2 separate regions of the Homo sapiens genome follow, and region 2 is linked to region 1. Evidence: chromatin loops called from intact Hi-C (ENCODE). Cell type or tissue: PC-3. All regions are shown on one strand. Each heading gives the region's core, and the rest is flanking DNA. Links, peaks and the distances in the headings are about the cores only.

Region 1 (5,534 bases), core at 1,221-3,720:
TAACCTCAGCAAAACTTCCCATCCCTCGTCCCTCCCTGGTCTGCTACAGCACACTGTGTAATTCTGTTTGTTCATTGTGTCTGTCCCTCTAGGTCCTTCTCTGAGACCATATATTTACTCTAGTGATGCTTGCCTTCTTCCTTTTTAAAATTTTATTTATTACCAATTATTTTTTATTGGTAAAATTGGTAAAAATTTTATTTATTACCAATTATTTTTTATTGGTAAAATTGGTAAAAATTTTATTTATTACCAATTACTATTTACCTAACTCAACTGTAAGTAAGCTCCATAGTTGGAGTGAAACAATGCCTTCTACTTTTTAACTCCATTTGTTGCCTGGCACATAATTTTTTTTTCATTTTTATTTCAATCCTACGGAAAAGTTGCAAGAATAATCCAAGGAACTCAAGTATGTTTCACTTTGATTAACCAATTGTGAGAACATTGTGCTACATTTGATGTATTCCTTTCTCTATGCGTATATTACAATATGATTGCTGAATCATTTGTGAGCAATTTGCACACACTATGGTCCCTTACCTCTAAACACTTCAGCTTGTATTTTCTAAGAACAAGGACATTCCTCTTCATACAACTGTCAAATTCAAGAAATTTAACAATGACACTATATTATTCACCAATTATCTCAATAATGTTCCTTAGAGAAACAATAAATGCATTGCATGTAGCTGCCAAGTATATTTAGTCTGTTGAATCTGGAACAGTTTTGCAGCCTTTTTTTGTCTTCTGGCACAAGGTTCCATCTGCAATGCACTGAGAAAAACACACCTCTTATCCAATTGCCAAAAGTGCCCCAAATGATTAACTTGAATCTAATCATGAGAAAACATTAGATATACCCAAATCGAGGAACATTCCACAAACTGCACTCTTTCTAAACACATTGCTGGGCGCGGTGGCTCACCCTTGTAATCCCAGCACTTTGGGAGGCTGGGGCAGGTGGATCACCTGAGCTCAGGAGTTCAAGACCAGCCTGGACGACATGGTGAAACCCCATCTCTACTAAAAATACAAAAATTTGCTGGGCGTGGTGGTGCATGCCTGTAACCCCAGCTACTCGGGAGGCTGAGGCAGGAGAATTGCTTGAGCCTGGGAGGCGGATGTTGCAGTGAGCTGTGATCGCACCATTGCACTCCAGCCTGGGTGACAAGAGCAAGATTCCACCTCAAAAAAATAAAAATAAAAATAAAAATAAACACATCAAGCTCATTCCCACCCAAGGGCCTGGCACCGCTCTTGCTGTTTCTAAGACTATTCCAATTCAGCATGTTATCTCCTTGGGGAGCCAACCCTACCCACCCTACCCAGACTAGACTTTAGCCCTCACCCCATTCCATCTCCATCCTGTTATTCTGCTTTATTTTCTTTTCAAAGGACTTAACACTCTAAAATTACCTTGTTTGTCTATTTGTTTACTTTTTAAAAATCTATTTCTCACACCAGGATATAACTTTTTTTTTTTAAATGTAGTCTCGCCCTGTCGCCAGGCCAGAGGGCAGCGGCGTGATCTCGGCTCACTGCAACCTCTGCCTCCCGGTTTCAAGCAATTCTCCTGCCTCAGCTTCCCGAGCAGCTGGGACTACAGGTGCGCACCACCATGTCCAGCTAATTTTTTGATTTTTTGTATTTTTAGTAGAGACGGGGTTTCACCATGTTGGCCAGGATGGTCTCCATCTCTTGACCTCGTGATCCTCCCACCTCAGCCTCCCAAAGTGCTGGGATTACAGGCGTGAGCCACCGCACCTGGCCGCGGATATAACTTTTGTGAAAGGGGGACCGTATCTAAAAGAGCACCTGCTTGAAAATGGGCACTCATTTTAGAGTTGGTCAAGGAAAAAAGTTCTTTATCTTCAGTGCCTAACAGAGTGCCTAAGACTCAATAAATGTTTGTCAAGTGGGTGACTAATACAATGTATGATTCACTAAGCAGAATATTTATGGTTCCCATTTCCTCCTGAGTTTTCATTTTTGCTTACTCCAAACATTCATAAGATTTCAACAATAAGAGTTCCTTTTCAGTGTTCAACTATCCATTTCTTTTAGTCTGAAGTAGAAAAGACTTAGGGAAATGGGACAATTATAGTCAAGTCTTAAAATTGTTCCTTCTTGCACAGATATTGAGGTTAGACTATGATGGCCTTAATATGCTGAAAAATGCATTTTTATATGAAGCTAATAAGGAAGATTCAAGAAGAAAAGCATAAGGGAAATTCAGTCAATGAAAAGGAAGTCATTTCAGTTACTCAGAAATATAATTCAGATATTTATTTTTATGAGACTGACCCACTCCCTATGGCACTAATGAGGGAACTCAGATATTTATTGATTTATTATTTACTAATTATTATTGTCATTATTATTTTTAGAGTCAAAGTCTTGCTCTGCACACAGCCTGGAGTGCAGTGGCGTGATCGTGGTTCACTGCAGTCTCTAAACTCTTGGGCTCAAGCGATCCTCCAGTCTCAGTATCCTGAGTTGCTGGGATTACAGGTATGGGTCACCATGCCTGGTTTAGACAGTTATTTTTATGAGCAATATCTGAACATGTAGATATATAAACTATCAGCAATAGCTGTGCTGGTATCAGTAAGAGAAAGAATGAGGTGCTACTGGTCTGCCTCAGCAATGCCTTTGAACTTCTCTGCCTTAGATCAAAGCCACCAAAGCACCAATATCAAAGGAAAGAAAGTTGGAAGCAAAACAAAGAAATAAGGAAACCTTGGGTAAAAGAGCATAGCATAAATAATTCCTGGCTCAGCAAATGTTACTCCCTTTTTCAATTAAAAAAAATCAAGTTGTCCTTGAACATGGAAAAAAGTAAGTCTTTATAATTATTAGTCAACTCAATTCAAGTACAAACCAAGGAGTATTCACTATTGTTTGAAATACACTACACATTATATTTGGTAACAGTAAGTAAATACACAAGCAGTCTCTTTAAAATATGCAAAGAAAAAGTTTGGCATTCAAAAAGCTCTCCCCTACCTTTTCTTTGAAGATTTTATCTCATCTCTAAAGCCAGGTGGTCAAAGAGCAGATAGATACCAAGAGAAACTAAATGTTAAAGCTAAAATGAAGTTGGATGTGTAAACGGATTAACTGGTTATCATTTATTGAGACTTTTTTATTCTGAAATAATTTTAGAATTCCAAAAAAGTTACAAAACAAAACAGAGTTTCTATATGCCCTCTAGCCAGCTTCCCCTAATAATAACGACTTATACAACTAAGGTAATCTATTAAAACCAAGACATTGACATTGTTACAACACTATTAACTAAGTAATAGGCCTTATTCCAATATAATCAGTTTTTTTTTCACTAATGTCCTTTTTCTAGTCCAGAAGCCATTTAGTTTTCATTTTTCCTTAGTCTCCCCAAATCCTGACCTTGACACTTTTGAAGAGTCCTGGTCAACATATTGTAGAATATCCTTCAAGGTGGGTTTGTCTAACGTTTGCTCATAATTAGATAGTCATTATTTTTAATAGTATAAAGCATTTTAATTTAAAACAAGGGGAAACATTTAATTACTCATCTAATTCACTTCCTACCAATAGAGTACAATTTCTAAGCTTTTGTCTGGCTTATTATTTCATAGACAAAAGGCATTTATTCCCTTGGGTAATTGGGGAAAAATAATCCTGTTAATTTTTACAGCCACATCCCAAATATTTTACATATTTCTATTCTTCACAGTGACGTCACCAAATTTGCATTTTAGCACTTTTAGCAGCTCTCTTACCAAATTTTTGTCTGGTTGATCTACAAAATACTAAGAGATATGTTTAAAATATTCTCTTTAGTTGTGGATTTGTCTATTTGTCCTTATAGATTTTTGCTTCTGCCAATTTTTGTTTTTCTATTTTGATGCTGTGTTCTTAGGAACATATACATTTAGAATTATTACAACTACCTGATGAATGAAATTTTTATCATTATTTAGTGACTCTCTTTACCACTACTAATGCTTTTCTTGTGTTAAAGTATTTTGCATAATATTAATATAGCCAATCAATTTTATTTTGGTTGTTATGTGCCTGATACACATTTTTATACACTTTTACTTTCAACCTTCCCATATCTTTTTGTTTAAATGTGTCTTTCATAAATAGTATATATTTAGATTTTTTTAATGCAATATGGCTTTTCTTAGTTAACTAAGCATTTTCTCCATATATATTTATCATAATTACTGATATGTTTGTATTTCTTTCAACTATAATTTATGTTTTCTTTTTTCCCTATTCCTTCTGTTTCTTTTTCTCTATATTCTCTTTTTGGGGGTGGTGGGGTGGAGATTGGTTTTCTTTATATCTAGAGAAGGCTTCTGACTTAAGTTCATATGAAGACATGCAACTAGAGTCAGATCTCTTCTTAAACTTGATTTTGAGAAAAAGGAGTAGAACAAAAAAAAAAAAAACAGAGCAAACCAGAAGAGGGAGGAAATGGTTCTTTAAAAAGTGGAAATAGATACTACCTCATACCCATTAGAAAGGCTACAATAAAGGAAGAAAACACACAGAAAATAACAAGTGGGGGTGAGGATGTGGAGAAATGAAAACCTTTGTGCACTGCTGGTGAGAATGTAAAATGTGTGCAGCCACTACGGAAACAGTGGCAGTTCTTCAAAAAAGTAATAATAGGATTACCATAGGATCCAGCAATTTCACTTCGGGTATATATCCCTCAAAATTGAAAGCAGGGTCTCACAGAGATATTGGTTCACTCATTTTCATAGCAGCATTATTTACAACAGCCAAAAGATAGAAACAACACAAGTGTGCAGAGACAGATGAATGGATAAACAGAACATGACATATGCATACAATGGAATATATTTCAAGCTTAAAAAGGAAGGAAATTCTGATACATGTTACATCATGAAGAAACGTTGAGGACATTATGCTAAGTGAAATAAGCCAGTCATTGAAGGACAAATACAGTCTGATTCCACTTATACAGAGAGAGTGCGTAGAATAGTCAAATACAGCATGATTCCACTTATGCAGCGTGCCTAAAATAGTCAAATACGGTCTGATTCCACTTATACAGCGTGCCTAGAATAGTCAAATACAGTATGATTCCACTTATACAGCATGCCTAGAATAGTCAAATACAGTCTGATTCCACTTATACAGAGTGCCTAGAATAGTCAAATACAGTCTGATTCCACTTATACAGCGTGCCTAGAATAGTCAAATACAGTCTGATTCCACTTATACAGCGTGCCTAGAAGAGTCAAATACAGTCTGATTCCACTTATACAGCGTGCCTAGAAGAGTCAAATACAGTCTGATTCCACTTATACAGTGTGCCTAGAAGAGTCAAATACAGTCTGATTCCACTTATACAGTGTGCCTAGAAGAGTCAAATACAGTCTGATTCCACTTATACAGCATGCCTAGAAGAGTCAAATACAGTCTGATTCCACTTATGCAGCGTGCCTAAAATAGTCAAATACAGTCTGATTCCACTTATACAGCGTGCCTAGAATAGTCAAATACAGTAT
Region 2 (5,534 bases), core at 1,020-3,519, 610 kb before region 1:
GTGTGTATGAATGTGGGTGTGTATGCTGTCTCACAGTAGAAAGAAAAATCAAAGAACATTCCATCTGCTGAGGGAATCTTTTCAACAACATTGTAGCTTCATGGTTATGGATCCATGCAGAGGTGTCTCCCGTTGCAGGAAATTCTCCCCACCCTTCCCTTCAACCGGCACCCCAGGTTATCTATAGGCAGTTCTGTTAGAAAGTGTATCTCTGTCTTGAACGAACATCTTTTCTCTGGTCTCAGCTCTGCTCTTTTGGTGGTATTCACAAATATTGCAACTGTTTTTGTTGTTGTTGTTATCGTTTGAGACAGAGTTTTGCTCTTGTTGCCCAGGCTGGAGTGCAATGGCACAATCTCGGCTCACCACAAACTCCACCTCCTGGATTCAAGTGATTCTCCTGACTCAGCCTCCTGAGAAGCTGGGATTACAGGCATGCACCACCACACCCAGGTAATTTTGTATTTTCTTTCTTTCTTTTTTTTTTTTTGGTAGAGACGGAGTTTCTCCATGTTGCCCAGACTGGTCTCAAACTCCCTACCTCAGGTGATCCGCCCGCCTTGGCCTCTCAAAGTGCTGGGATTACAGGTGTAAGCCACTGCGCCCAGCCCCAAATATTTTAACTGTAAGCCACCACGAATGTGAACTTAAAACTAGCTTCTTAATGCACATAGTCCAAATAATGAAAACTATGAAAATTTACTTATTTAAGGCGTATGATGTAGTTTGGATCTGTGTCCTCGTCAAATCTCATGTCAAATTGTAATCCCTAGTGTTGGAGGTGGGGCCTGGTGGGAGGTGATTGGATCATGGGACGGAGTTCTCCTGAATGGGTCAGCACCATCCCCTCTGGTGCTATCCTTGTGATAGTGAGTAAGTGAGTTATTGTGAGATCTGGTTGTTGAAAAGTGTGTAGCGCCTCCCCACCTCCCTCTGCCTTCTCCTCCTGGCAAAGTAAGAAGTCCTTGCTTCCCCTTCACCTTCTGCCATGATTGAGTTTCCTGAGGCCTCCCCAGAAGCTGAGCAGATGCTGCCATGCCTCCTGTACAGCCTGCAGAACCGTAAGCCAATTAAACCTCTTTTCTTTATAAATTACCCAGGCTCAGGTATTTCTTTGTAGCAGCGTGAGAATGGGCTAATACAACGTACATTCTGTATTTTTGGAGAAGCAAATCTAAACGTGGTAATTCTGAGTTTAAATGTTCCCAAAGGCTTAAGAATATCTAACACTGGAGAATGTGCTCTTTACCTAGTATGTAATCCAGCCCCAGTCAGGCATTCCTACATTGGCACACTCCAATGGGTACATTTAAAAGCTCCATAGATTGCTCAGTATTCTCTCAAAACCTTGCTGATCCCCAGAAATAACACATGGCATATGTAGACAAGTCTGCTCCTTGGTGTTCTGATAAGAGAAATAAAGGATGGACAGGGTATGTGGAGAGGTGAGATCCCCAGCTATGGCTGAGAGAGAGTATTGGTAAATCCTCACTCCAAAAAGAAACTATAAGGTTGAACAAAATTGACAAAAACAACTATTTCAACACTCTGCAAGTTGACCAAAGATGTATAACAATCTGAGAAATGTTTATATTGAAAAATTGCTGAAATTTGTATAAGTACAGTGCAGATTTGTGGCATTCTTGCCTGGGGCTGCTCCCACCCTTACCTCCCCCAGTTTGGTCAGCAACAGAACAAGGCAGGTAGAAGGACCGACAGCTTTGTTGCTGCAGTCACAGGGGAGCTCACTTGATTTGGTGGATGAGTGTGCAGGGCCAATGTCTTCACTAGCTTGAGGTTGTGGCCGTGGCAAGCACATTCCTGGCTTAGGCTGCAAACATGCCTAGGGGAGATCAGAGTGTGCCCAGGCTAGCTAGCCCCTGACTCCTGTCTGACCATGACGGCTGTGTGCATGTGCAGAGGAGATGCAAAGGGGCCCAGCAAAAAATTGAGTCAGAGTTGAAAACAGCCTGAAAATTGAATGCATTCTCCAGCCACATACAGATCCATCGGTGGAGGACAGAAGCCTTGCTGGGTTAGGGTGTTTGAGCCTAGTCATTGGATACACGCTCAGCTGTGGAGATAGGGGCAACTCTGAGAAAGTCAGGCTTAAAAATAAAAACAGGAATAATAATTTAAGAACCTAGCAGAAATATCAGAAGCCAAATACTAGTAGAGGCAAGTCTCATATATTTAATTCAGGTGAGTTATTTAAAAAATGAATAAAAACAACAAAATCAAGCAGTAGCAACAAGCAGGGAAGAATAAGAATCCAGAGTTGCTACAATAGGGTATCTAAAATGTTCAGTTTTCAATAAAAATTAGGACATATGTAAAGAAACAGGAAAATGTGGCCCACAATCAGGAATAGCAGAGGTCAAAAGAAACTATGTGTTTCCCAGATGCTGGATTTAGCAAAGACTTGATGTAGCTATTATAAATATGCTTAAATATCTGAAGGAAACCATGTTTAAAGAATTAGAGTATGACAACAATGAATCAACAAATGGGAATTCTTAAGAGACAGAAATAAGTTTTAAAAAATCAATTTTTATTCTGTAGTTGAAATATACAATAATGGAAATAAAAATTCACTAGAAGAGCTCAACCTCAGATTCAAGAAGGCAGAAGAAAAACAAAACAGTCCCCTGGAAGATAAATGAATAGAAATTATGTAATTTGAAGAACAGAGAGGAAAAAAGGCAAAAGAAAATAAATAAATGCTCAGAAATTTGTGGGATTGACATCAAGCATACCAACATATATGTAAAGAGAGTCTCAGCAAGGGAGGGGAGAGATGAAGGGGGAAAAACATTATTTGAAAAAACAATGGCTGAAAACTTCCCAAGTTTGATGACAAACATCACTTTACACATTCAAGAGGTTCAGTGATTCCCAAGTAGAATATATACAAAAAGATCTACACCAAAACACATTATAGTCATACTGTTCAAAGATAAAATCTTAAAAGCAATAAAGAAAAAGTAACTTGTCAGATACAGGTGAGCATCAAAACATGGGTGGCTCTGATTTTGTATTGGAAGCAATGGAGGCCTGAAGACAATGGGATGATATATACAAAGTGCTGGGCAGGGCATGGTGGCTCACACTTGTAATCTCAGCACCTTGGGAGGCCAAGGCAGGAGCATTGCTGGAGCCCAGGAGTTCAAGACCAGCCTGGGCAACATAATGAGACCTCATCTCTACAATAAATAAATAAATAAGCAAACAAACAAAATTAGCTGGGTTTGGTGGTACATGCCTGTACTTCCAGCTACTCGGGAGGCTAAGGTGGAAGGATCACTTGAGCCTGGAACATGGAGGCTACAGTGAGCTGAGATTGTGCCACTGCACTCCAGCCTGGGTGAGAGAGCAACACCCTGTCTCAAAAAACAAAACAAAGCAAAACAAAAAGTGCTGAAACAAAAACATCAATGATCATCAACCAGGAATTCCACATTCAAAAAAACTACAAACCGCGCTTCAAAAATGAAGGTGGAATTAATATATTACCAGATAAACAAAGACCAAGATAATTCGTTACTAGTAGACCCACTTTACAAAAAATACTAAATGAATTGCTTCAGGCTAAAAGAAAACGACACCAGACAGTAACTCAAATCCACAGGAAGAAATGAGGCACACTGGAATTGGCAAATACGCAGATTAGTATTTCTAAAGTCCATAAATTTTTTTCTCATTTCTTGTCAATTTTTTTAAAAAGATAGAAAGTAGTTTAAGGCAATAAAATAACATGGTTGAGCTTATAGCATATATAGATATAATATATGTGGTAATAAGAGAATGGAGCTGCATTGGAGCAAATATTTTCATTTTATGTCATCAGATTTAAGTTACTATTAATTTGAAATATACTGTGATAGATTAAGATGCATACTGAGGCCGGGCGCGGTGGCTCACGCCTGTAATCCCAGCACTTTGGGAGGCCGAGGCGGGTGGATCATGAGGTCAGGAGATCGAGACCATCCTGGCTAACAAGGTGAAACCCCGTCTCTACTAAAAAAAAAAATACAAAAAATTAGCCGGGCGCGGTGGCGGGCGCCTGTAGTCCCAGCTACTCGGGAGGCTGAGGCAGGAGAATGGCGTGAACCCGGGAAGCGGAGCTTGCAGCGAGCCGAGATTGCGCCACTGCAGTCCGCAGTCCGGCCTGGGCGACAGAGCGAGACTCCGTCTCAAAAAAAAAAAAAAAAAAAAAAAGATGCATACTGAGCAATCACTAAGAAAATAATTCAAAAAATAATTAAATTGGCTGGGCCCAGTGGCTCACACCTGTAATCTGAGCAATTTGGGAGGCTGAGGCAGGCGGATCACTTGAGGTCAGGAGTTCAAGACCAGCCTTCCCAACATGGTGAAACACTGTCTCTACTAAAAATATAAAAATTAACCAGGTGTGGTGGCGCTCGCCTGTAATCCCAGCTACTCGGGAGGCTGAGGCAGGAGAATCGCTTGAACCCAGGAGGCAGAGGTTGCAGTGAGCCAAGATTGTGCCACTGCACTCCAGCCTGGGTGACAGAACAAAACTCCATCTCAAAAAAAAAAAAAAAAATTAACAGAGGAATTAAAATGACACCCTAAAAATATTTATTTAACAATTTGGGGGGAAAAGGTTAAAGGTTTTCTGTTAGATCCCACAGGTTAAGGGCTCAGTCCCACAAGACTGCCCCCCATCTCAGACACCAATTGCAAAGTACTAAGTTGTCACCTATACCTCTGACCAACTGGTTATAAATTGGAGTTTCCACAAACCCCTCCTTGGGCTTGATTCATTTGCTATGGTGGCTCATAGAACTTAGGGAAACACTTATATTTACCAGTTTATTATCAAGGATAATATAATGAAAAAGATACAGATGGACAAATGAAGAGATGGAGAGAGCCAGGTATGGGGGAAGGTGCGAAGAGCCTCCGTGTCCTCTCCAGGTGGGCTGTCTTCCAGACACCCCCAAGTGTTCACCAACCTAGAAGCTCTCTCAACACTGTCCTCCTGGGTTTTTTATGGCAGCTTCATTACATAGACATGATTAATTACATCAGTGGCCACTGATGATCTATTCAACCATCAGCCCCTCTCCAGAGCCTCTCAAGAGCCTCTCCAGAGGTCAAAGGGTAGAGCTGAAAGTTCCAACCCTTTAATGCCATGGCTGATTCCCCATCCTGAGGTTATCCAGGAGCCCACCAGGAGCTGCCTCATTAGAACAAAAGAAGTTTCTATTGCCCAGGAAATTCCAAGGGATTTGGGAGCTCTGTGTTAGAAACCAGGGTCAAAGACCAAATATTAGAACAAAAGAGCCTCCTAGCACCCCTGTCTACAAGAGTTTTAGAAATTGTCTCAGAAACTGGGGCCAGAGACCAAATATATATTTCTTATTGTACCATAATATCACTAAAACAACGAAAGGCAGTAAGAACAGAGGAACAAAGACAGGAGGCATGTACAAAACGATAATAACGTGAAAAATGTAAATCTAAACATATCCATCATTCTATTAAATGTAGATGCTCAGACAGGGCAA

Evidence for each region. Peaks named below come from ENCODE experiments on the same cell type or tissue, not always from the same donor. Only the 100,000 strongest peaks of a DNase experiment are listed, where the experiment ranks them.
Region 2: a loop joins it to region 1, with 11 times the contacts of the local background. A loop is called at or near these places in 1 of 110 quality-filtered maps.

What each region holds. Positions count from the first base shown.
Region 1 is chr6:151,499,127-151,504,660 of GRCh38, reverse strand. The region is part of intron 1 of CCDC170 (coiled-coil domain containing 170); the gene reads right to left. Among named protein-coding and RNA genes, the nearest start is that of CCDC170, 7.9 kb to the right of the region's middle. In PC-3, for the core only: no CTCF peak of the experiment used is centred there; no DNase peak of the experiment used is centred there; H3K27ac peaks cover 282 bases.
Region 2 is chr6:152,104,460-152,109,993 of GRCh38, reverse strand. It overlaps a transcript of ESR1 not described here. Among named protein-coding and RNA genes, the nearest start is that of SYNE1-AS1, 270 kb to the left of the region's middle. In PC-3, for the core only: no CTCF peak of the experiment used is centred there; no DNase peak of the experiment used is centred there.